Linked DNA regions of Homo sapiens: region 2 is linked to region 1. Evidence: read pairs that join two places in POLR2A ChIA-PET (ENCODE). Cell type or tissue: Panc1. All regions are shown on one strand. Links, peaks and the distances in the headings refer to the core of each region. The heading gives the core; the rest is flanking DNA. Region 1 has its middle 110 kb from the start of LINC01037. Region 2 overlaps LINC01036 (long intergenic non-protein coding RNA 1036).

The links. ChIA-PET counts read pairs that join two places held together with the same protein. Peaks named below come from ENCODE experiments on the same cell type or tissue, not always from the same donor. Only the 100,000 strongest peaks of a DNase experiment are listed, where the experiment ranks them.
Region 2: POLR2A ChIA-PET joins it to region 1 with 10 read pairs; 2 of 35 experiments call an interaction of 5 or more read pairs at or near these places.

What each region holds. Positions count from the first base shown.
Region 1 is chr1:187,550,526-187,555,916 of GRCh38, forward strand. No RefSeq gene overlaps it. Among named protein-coding and RNA genes, the nearest start is that of LINC01037, 110 kb to the left of the region's middle. In Panc1, for the core only: no CTCF peak of the experiment used is centred there; no DNase peak of the experiment used is centred there.
Region 2 is chr1:187,304,362-187,309,752 of GRCh38, forward strand. All of the region lies in intron 2 of LINC01036 (long intergenic non-protein coding RNA 1036), which reads left to right. Among named protein-coding and RNA genes, the nearest start is that of LINC01037, 140 kb to the right of the region's middle. In Panc1, for the core only: no CTCF peak of the experiment used is centred there; no DNase peak of the experiment used is centred there; H3K27ac peaks cover 882 bases.

The sequences.
Region 1 (5,391 bases), core at 271-5,270:
AGCATTACAGCCCTTAAGGAGGTGCATCTGGAGTTGTTCCTCCCTCCCGCTGGGTTTGTGGTGGGTTCCTTGTCTCACCCACCTCAGTTGTAAAGGCCTCAGGAGTGAAGCTGCAGACCTCCCCAGTAATGGCACACACCCAAAGACCAAGGAACAGCAAGATTTATTGCCAAGAGCAAAAGAACAAAGCCCCCCCAAAGTAAGGCAGACCCAAACAGGTTGCAGCAGCTGGCTCAGGTGGCCTGTTTTTATCCCTTTATCCGGCCCTACCCACATCCTGCTGATTGGTCCATTTCACAGAGAGCTGACTGGTCCACTTTACAGAGAGCTGATTGGGCCGTTTTTCAGAGAGCTGATTGATCCGTTTTGACAGAGTGCTGATTGGTGCATTTACAAACCTTTAGCTAGACACAGAGTGCTGATTGGTGCATTTACAATCCTGTAGCTAGACACAAAAGTTCTCCAAGTCCCCATCAGATTAGCTAGACACAGAACATTGATTGGTACGTTTACAACCCTTTAGCTAGTGAGAAAAGTCTCCAGGTCCCCACCCAACCCAGAAGCCCAGTGGGGTTCACTTCTCAATGGTACTCCCTGCAGGACTTTCCGGCACCGGCAGCCCAGAGGGAGCTCGTCCCCCATCAAGCCCAGCAGGCGCCGGCTGGCCACACCTAGGCCCACCAAGCCTGCACCCACCCAGAACCCCCACCGCGCGAGCAGGTTACGCAGCCCCAGCTGCCACAGGCGCCTCTCCCTCCACTTCTCCCCGCCAGCAGAGGGAGCCAGCTCCGGCCTCGGCCAGCCCCAGAGAAGGGCCTCCACAGTGCTGCGGCAGGCTGAAGGACTCCTCCAGCGTAGCCAGAGCTGCCCCCGAGGCTGCAGAGGTGCCGAGAGCGAGCGAGGGCTGATAGCACGTTGTCACCTCTCATTACTCTGTGCTGCTATGACAAAATACCATAGACTGGGTAATTTATCAAGAATATAAATGCATTTCTTTCAGTTCTGGAGGCTGGGAAGTGTAAGATCAAGGCACTGGCCTGTTCAGTGTCTGTGAAGGCCCAGTCTCCCTGCTTCCAAGATGGTGCCTTGTTGTGGTATCCTCTGGAGGGATGAACACTGTGTCTTTCATGGCAGAAGGAATAGAAGGAAAAAAGGGCCAAAGCTAGTTTCCTCCAGCTCTTTTATAAGCACTAATCCATTTACAAGGGTAGAGTTTTCATGAATTAATCACTTCCCAGAGGCCTCATCTCTTAATACCACTACAGTGGAATTAAGTTTCAATATCTGAATTTGGGGAAGCATTCAGACTATAGCACCTGACTATTCAACTTTGTACTTGAGACCCTAGCCAATGCTATGTGAAAGAGAAAAATGAGATCTATTTTTAGAAGAGAAGACTCAAAACATGCACTATATGTATATTGCCTACCTTAAAATTCCAAAATAAGTCACATAACTTACAAACTAATAGGGGTTTGATAATTAGACCAAATAGAAAAACAACTCAAATCAAGTGTTGGTTTCTTGATATACTGCCAATAGCCTATTAGAACATATAAGGAAATAACTGTTAGTAAGAATTGAACAAGCCCTCTACCAAGACAATGCTTTCCCATTTAAAGATGCAAAAAGAGACCTGAGTAAGTGGGGAGCGGCATACTGTGTTTTGAAGGTGTATTAGTACATTTTCACACTGCTGATAAAGACATACCCAAGACTGGGCAATTTACAAGAGAAAGAGGTTTATTGGACTTACAGTTCCACATGGGTGGGGAGGCTTCACAATCATGGCAGAAGTCAAGAAGTAGCAAGTCAGGTCTTAACATGGATGGCAGTAGGAAAAAAAAAGAGAGCTTGTGCAGGAAAACTCCCCCTTAAAATAACCATCAGATCTCCTGAGACAGACTATCATGAGAACAGCACGGGAAAGACCTGCCCTCGTGATTCCATTACCTCCCACCGGGTCCCTCCCACAACACGTGGGAATTCAAGATGAGATTTAGGTGGAGACGCAGTCAAACCATATCAGAAGATAAACATTAAATAGCAAAAAGACATCAAATATTCATAAATTAACATATAATCCAATGATATCTCAATTAAAAATTTAATAGCTTTTTAAATCTGAGGAATGCAGGAGCTGATTCTAAAGTTTTTAATAATAAAAAGCACAAGAATAGCCAAAACATTTAAAAAAGAAAAGAAAAAATACACTATCCATGAAATATATAAAACAGTATAATACGCTATTTAAAGTATTGTAATATTTAAAATACTGTGATTCTGGAAAGCATAATAATGAAAAGACCAAAATAAAAAATCCAGGAAGATACTCATATTTGTGACTTAAGTTCATTATTTTAAATAATTAAGAAGTGGTTATTAAATTGTATTGGAAAAGTTCATTTGAAAAACAAAAAGAGGATTAAAAAATCTCACAACATAAAAAGCTAAATTTCAGATAAAGGTGGCAAAGTTTAATAAAGAACCTGACATCGTTTTTTGATGTTTGGCTGTTGGCAGCCCTTAAGACTTACCAATCTCTCATCTCATTGTGCCTCACAAGCTTAATTAAAGCCTAGATGCTCTCTTCTTTGTCAATGGTGAGTGGTTTAAACCACACTGGTTACTACCCACCTAAGGTACTATCAGCCCAGTCCCAGTTTCTTTTTTTTTTTTTTTTTTTTGAGATGAAGTCTCGCTGTTGCCCAGGCTGGAGTGCAGTGGCGCAATCTCAGCTCACTGCAGGCTCCACCCGCCCCGGGTTCATGCCATTCTCCTGTCTCAGCCTCCTGAGTAGCTGGGACTACAGGCGCCCGCCACCTTGCCTGGCTAATTTTTTGTATTTTTAGTAGAGACGGGGTTTCACCATATTAGCCAGGATGGTCTCGATCTCCTGACCTCCTGATCCACCTGCCTTGGCCTCCCAAAGTGCTGGGATTACAGGCGTTAGCCACCACGCCTGGCCCCAGTTTCTAACCACCAAAAAAATCTGAAGCCAAGTATCCCTGGTTCTTTGAAGTCATTTTAGCAAATCTTTGGGAGCAACCTCACCCTCTCCAGAAAGCCTTGGTAGGTGAGTAATAAAGCTTTATACCCTCGTGTTGTGTGTGAGGTGTTATCAGCTTCGACATCTGATCCAAATTTTGAATGGGTAGCTGGGGTCTATCATGACCTTGTGGGGGAGGCCACAAGACAAAGCAGAATGTTGTGGGGTTTGTTTGTTTTGTTTTGTTTTGTTTTTGTTTTTGAGACAGAGTCTAACTCTGTTGCCCAGACTGAAGTGCAGTGGTGCAATCTCGGCTAATTGCACCCCCTCCTCCTGGGTTCAAGCGATTCTTGTTCCTCAGCCTCCCAAGTAGCTGAAACTACAGGTGTGCACCACCATACCTGACTAATACCTCAAACTCCTGGGCTGAAGTGATCCACCCACCTCAGCCTCCCAAAATGTTGGGATTTCAAGCATGAGCCACCCTGCACAGCCTGACAAAGCAAATTGTAACTATTAAACCTGTAATTAGCAATCTGACTGCAAGTGGCTCACGTGGCCCAGTTGCTTCCCTCAATCTCTGATCTTACTTTCTCAAAACAACGAAAATCTTTGTCAACACTTATCTTCTTCTTTCTCTCTACAACTTATTTGATCTTTTTTCCCTTAAAATTAGTACTAAGTCCTGGAAAATCCACCTGCTTTGACATTGATGGGTCTTTATTACTACCGTTTTCTCGTTAACCAAAACAACTTACAAGACATGAGACCTAAACAGCAAATTCCTCTAATGGGGGAAAAATGGGAGCTGTTGTTTGAGGAATTTTCTCTTGGTATTATTGTCTAAGTGGCTAGGACATTTATTCCACAAACAATTTTTTAAGGCTGAATTATCTGCAAGGTTACATGCTGAAAATACTACAGTGAACAAATATATGTATAACACGAAAAATTAAACTTCATGTCCTCATGGGATTTAAATTTTCATGAGATAATTAAACAATAGGTAAATAAACCAATGGATAAGTAATATTCTTTTATATAATAATTATAAGATATTATTAGGTATTAGATAAAATGTCTAAAATATAAGATAAAACTAAAATATCTGAAATATAAGGGAATAGATGGGAGGGTTAGTATAGTTAAGGTAGTTGGAGTAGACTTCCTTGAGGAGGTGACATTTAAGCAGAGAACTAAATAAAGTGAAAGGGTGAGTGAGGCAAACATTTGTGGGGTGAGCATTCTAGGCTGAGGCAATGGTGGATGCAAAGGCCCTGTGATAGGAACATGACTGGGCTGTTTGAGAAGAATGCTAGTATGGCTTCAGCAGAAGGGACCATAGAGAAATAGGAAACATATTTAGGAAGGTTGCCGGGGACCACAGTATAAAAGAACACTGAGGACACTAGATTTTATTTGTATTATTAGGAGAAACTATCAAAAAGCACTGAAATAGAAAACAGTATGATATGCTGATATATATTTTGAAGAGATGACTTGAACTTTTGTATTGACTGAAGATTAAGAGAGAAAACAGAGTGAGGTTAGGAAGCTAGAACAGTGATGTTTAGGAGAGACCAGCTTGGCTTGGAGTAGGGAGGAAGAAACAGAGGCGCTGAATATTCCTCACGTTAGAAACGGGATGAGAAAATCATAAGGGTTGTCTCTCATCACCTCAACACTAGAATTCCTGAGATAGGCAGCCTAACATTCTTTAGTCTTTGAGCCAGAGGAAATAGTTTATTTTTTATTTTTATTTTTTTAAGTGCATTCCTTTTTTATTTAAAGAGACCAAAAGCAACTCTTTTCCCTTTGTCATTACCATATTTTACTTTATTTATTTATTTGTTTATTCCGTCAACTTTTATTTTAAGTTCAGGGGTGCATATGCAGGATGTGCAGGTTTGTTACATAGGTAAACGTGTGCCCATGTGGTTTGCTACACAGATCATCCCATCACCTAGGTATTAAGCCCAGCATCCATTAGCTACTCTTCATGACACTCTCCCTCCCCCAATGCACCCCCACAGGCCCCAGTGTGTGTCGTTCCCCTCTATGTGTTCTCATTTTTCAGCTCCAACTTATAACTGAGAACATGTGGTGTTTGGTTTTCTGTTCCTGTGTTAGTTTGCTGAGAATTATGGCTTTCAGCTCCATCCATGTCCCTGCAAAGGACATGATCTCATTTCTTTTTATGGCTGCATAGTATTCCATGGTATATATGTACCACATTTTCTTTATCCAGTCTATCATTGATGGGCATTTGGGTTGGTTCCATGTCCTTGCTATTGTGAATAGTGTTGCAATAAACATACGTGTGCATGTGTCCTTATAGTAGAATGATTTCTATTCCTTTTGATATATACCCAGTAATGGGATTGTGGGATCATATGGTTATC
Region 2 (5,391 bases), core at 318-5,317, 250 kb before region 1:
TGCTTTTCTCTATACATTAGTATAAATTTATCCCTTAGATATGACATAAGTCCAGTGATTCTCAAAAAGGAGAGGAAATATGGGTTTAGGGGAGTTTGAGTGTTCATTGAAGTGGATTTAGAAGTATGAAAGAAGAATCTAATTGAAGGTATATAAAATAGAGATGGCAGTTTGAATTGTGTGGCTTTTTTAACTTTTAAGTTCACAGATACATTTGCAGATTTGTTGTACAGGTATACTTGGGTCATGGGGGTTCGTTGTACAGATTAGTTTTTCACCCAGGTTTTAAGCCTAGTAGTAACAATTAGTCATTTTTCCAGATCCTCTCCCTCCTCCCATCCTTTACCCTCTGATCGACCCTAGTGTCTGTTGTTCTCCTCTATGTATCCATGCATTCACATTACTTAGGTCCCACTTATAAGTGAGAATATGTGGTATTTGGTTGTCTCTTCCTGCCTTACTTTGCTAAGGATAATGGCCTCCACCTCCGTCCATGATCCTGCAAAGGACATGATCTCATTCTTTTTTATGGCTGCATGGTATTCCATCATACATATGTACCACTAAATGTCTATTGATAGGCATTTAAGTTGATTCCATGTCATTGCTATTGTGAATAATGGTGCAATGAACATAGGCATGCATGTGTCTTTTTGATAGAATGATTCATATTCCTTTGGGTATACACCCAGTACTGGGATTGCTGGGTCAAATGGTATTTCTATTTTTAGGTCTTAGAGGAATCACTATACTGTTTTCCACAATGGTTGAACTGATTTATATTCCCACCAACAGTGTTTAAGCATTCCTTTTTCTCCACAACCTTGCCAGTATCTGCTATTTTTTAACTTTTTAATTATAGCTATTCTGACTGGTGTGAAATGGTATCTCATTGTGATTTTGATTTGCATTCTTTAATGATCAGTGATGTTGAAATTTTTTTCATATGTTTGTTGACTGCATGTGTGTCTTCTTTTAAAAGGTGTCTCTTCATATCCTTTGTCCACTTTTTAATGGGGTTGTTTGAAAACTGGCACAAGATTAGGATGCCTTCTCTCACCACTCCTATTCAACATAGTACTGGAAATCATGGCCAGAGCAATCAGGGAAGAGAAGGAAATAAAGGGCAACCAGATGGAAAGAGAGGAAGTCAAACTATCCCTGTTTGCAGATGGTATGATCCTATATTTAGAAAACCCCATAGTCTTGGCCCAAAAGCTCCTGAAGCTGATAAACAACTTCAGCATAGTCTCAGGATACAAAATCAATGTACAAAAATACCTCGCATTTTTATACACCAAGCTGAGACATACATACAGTCAAGCTGAGAGCCAAGTCAGGAACACAATCCCATTCATAATTGCCATAAAAAGAATAAAACACCTAGAAATACAGCTAACCAGCAAGGTGAAAGATCTCTACAAAGAGAGCTATAAAACACTGCTCAAAGAAGTTGGAGAGGACACAGACAAATGGAAAAACATTTCATGCTCATGGATAGACAGAATCAATATTATTAAAATGGCCATACCATCCAAAGCAATTTATAGATTCAATACTATTCCTATCCAACTACCAAGTACATTTTTCACAGAACTAGGAATAGCTATTTTAAAATTCATATGGAACCAAAACAGAGCCCAAATAGTCAAGGCAATCCTAAGCAAAAAGAACACAGCTGGAGGCATCACGCTATCCAACTTTATACTACGGGGCTGCAGTAACCAAACAGCATGGTACTGGTACAATGACAGACACATAGACCAATGGAACAGAATAGAGAGCCCAGAAATAAGAATGCACACCTACAACTATCTGATCTTTGACAAACTTGACAAAAACAAGCAATAGGGAAAGGACTACTTATTCAATAAATGATACTGGGATAACTGGCTAGCCATATGCGGACTCCTTCCTTGTACCATGTACAAAAATTAATCCTGTATGTATTAATGACTTACATGTAAAACCCAAAACTATAAAAACTTTGGAAGACCACCTAAGCAATGCCATGCCGGACACAGAAACGAGCAAAGATTTCATGATGAAGACGCCAAAAGCAATTACAACAAAATCAAAAATTCACAAATGGGGGCTAATTAAACTAAAGAGCTTCTGCACAGCAAAAGAAACTATCAACAGAGTAAATAGACAACCTAGAGAAGTGGGGGAAATGCATCTGACGAAGGTCTAATATCCAGAATCTATAAAGAACTTACACAAATTTACAAGTTTGAATTGTATGAGATAATTATAATCAATTAAAGGGCATTCTATAAAATTTATTTTAAATTAAAGAATTTGAAGCATTATATTAACATAAACCAAATGCGTCTAGCCTCAACAGATTGTCAAAATTCCACTAGTTCACAGACCACACCTGCTTATACAGAACAAAGTGGCATGATCAGATTTTTTTTTCAAAGTGATGGAAACGTTTTGCCAATATGAAAAGCTGAAAAACTGTCAAGCTGCTGTGTGTCATAGATGAGTGATCATAAACGAGTAGCCTGTCTTGGTTGCCTGGGACAGTCATAATTTATACTATTGTCCTAGTGTCGTGGTTAATTGGACCCTTTTTCATTACCAACATTGCTCCAGTTTGCTAAATTACACCTCACCCCAGCCATAGATAGTGTGGGTGGCCTTCCTAATTATGATAAGGTCCCTCTTGGTGGAAGTGACAGTGAGAATAAATGCCCAAGAAGATCTTTAATCAAAAAGAAAGGCTGCTTAGTGGTTGCTGCTGTTGATCTTTCTCTCCTTGGCATAGCGAAGCCTGTGGTATTTTTACAAGTTGAAGACAAACGCTCATAAAGAAGGTCAATATTATAGTTCATGAAGCCACATAAGACAGTTGGTATTTAGGGAAATTGTTTCTGGGTTGCTTTCTCAGCTCTGGTGGGAGCCTAAATGACTGCCAGTATATTTTGGCAGCCATGCTCAACAGACCTGCTCACAGGCCAACGTATTCAAAAGCTCCAGGAAAAAAAAAAAAAAAAAGCCATTTTCCTCTCTCCACCACATACCACACTTCTGGGATTCTGAAATATCTTACCAAGCACTTTATTCAATCTAAATTTAAATAGAAGTTTTCCCCACTTCCCAAGAGAGAAACAACAACGAACTAGATGAGAATGAGAGGAACTGGAAGAAGGTAATGCTCCATATCATTTGGTTAATCTATTCTTGTTTATTAATTTATTACATGGAACAGTAAGTTTAATGGCTTTAACTTTGAAGTGGAAAAGAAGCCCCTACAGTATACTTCCAGAAAATGCAATAATGACTTTAGGAAGATCTAGGACAAGGATTGCATATAATATTTTGGGCTATTTTTCAAGGCCTGCTTTAACCTTAGCCTTCAGATTTATCATTTTACATTAGCCAAAATAAACTACTACCATAAGAAACCATGAATTATTAAAATCAGAACAGTTTCCTATATTTATTAGTTTAGTCATAAAATTGCTATTAGAAATAGCATACAGATGAGTTTGATATCCATAAAATCATTGAAACAACATGACATTTACTACCTGTAGTACATAATTATACTCACATACTCTTAGATGCATTTATTTCTGTCACTGAACCATTATTTTCAGCAAGTTGTGCTGCATTTTCAGAAGTAGAATTTTAACTTCCTCTTATCTTTTATAGTTGTAGTCTTGAAAAGGTATAATTTCAAGAAATATTCTTCAGAGGAAAAAAGTCTTCTTAGGGTACACATCATTTTTTACTATTTTTGATTTTTTAGTAATTTTACTTCTTTTTTCTTTGTTTATACTATGAAATCTATCAAGCTGCACACAGTGGTTAATCATAAATACATTAATCTATTGATATATTTTCTACTGCATCCTGAATTTTAAAATAAATGTTATAAATCTCAAAGTCACATGCAATGAAAGCACACTTAAAATACTACTTAATGAAATTAGTCTCTCTCTTGTATTTTTTTCTTTTATCTGTTCACTTCACCTTTGCACTTCCATTGCTTACATTTATTCAATAATTCATATGAAGAAAAGTTTTTTGTATTTGTTTTTTGGTAAAATGCAGTAATGAAATCTGAGAAGCTGAATTTAGCAATACAGATGCAAACTGTGCCATCAGAAGATTAAAATGAAAGTGAAATGTCCTGAAAATATCAGAATCGCATCAGTAATAGAAGTAAATGAAAAGTGAAGACCTCTTTGAATTATCTTATTTCATTTGACTATGTTCCTCCTGAGTCACAAAAAAAGGATGTTACAGCTATTTTTCTTAAGCTGATGGGCCAAAAGATTGTAGTAAGTATTTTGACGATTGTCTGGTGGGGGGTGTATGCGTGTGTGTGTTTTCTTGATCTTGACATATATTAAATGCATCATTTTCTCTGATTTTCTCCTGAGAATACTTTTTTGAAAGCTCAGGTTAAAATAATTTGACTAATAACTTAAAATAAAGGAATTTAAAAGATACCTTTGTGCTCTACCAAATTAAAGTTTTACAGTATTCTTCACTGTGCTTGAACAGCACCAGGACATCTATCCAAATGAAATATTGTATTAGACTTCTAAATGATTTGCCTTTATTGAAAGGGCCATCCTCCAGTGTAAAAGTATGTCCAGTGTAAAAGTATGTGCTCGAATTTTTAAGGATTTGTGAATGAGTTAAAGCGGTGCTAATTGCCCTTTGAAGCATTAGGAGTCTCTGCTCCTCTATGTATAGTCCTTGATTAGAACTCGAGCAAAATCCTGTTTAGACCATCCCTGGGAGGACCTTGAAATTTGATGGCTAATAAAATGAAATGTACGCCTCTGCAGGGGCTCAACAAGGATTTATGGAATGCTTACTGTGCACTAGACACTGGGATTCCATCATGAGTAAGACTTGGTTTCTACATAAAGAAGCTTAGACAGATGATTTGAACTGAGATATTTTAATATAGGAGCATACTGTATCAGCAAGACTTGAACGCTTAGCCTGACATGGTAGAGCCACTTAGCCCAACCTGACCTTTTACATGAGGCTACTAGATCTTCACCTAAAGGGTGAACAATATAGATATTTTCTCTGCTTCCTTTGTGCACATCTAATTTCAAAACTGCTTAAAATACCTCTACATTGTGCCATCTTCCTGACTAAAAGCTTTATTGTGGTTGATGTGATATGGCACAACCAAGGCTTTTTGTCTCTTCAGAGACTCTTTATCTTTTCCAGAGATTAAATGAGAGTTTTCATGTAACTTTCACTGTAAGTGTGTGAAGGGATTTCAAAATTTTTGTTATCTGTGATAGTGTAACTGGTAGTCCACTATATGGGGAGGGTGGGGTGAAGGGTATGTATATATGGCTGAAGAAAAGGTCTCTCTCTCTCTCTCTTATTTTGGAAAGGAGATAGCAT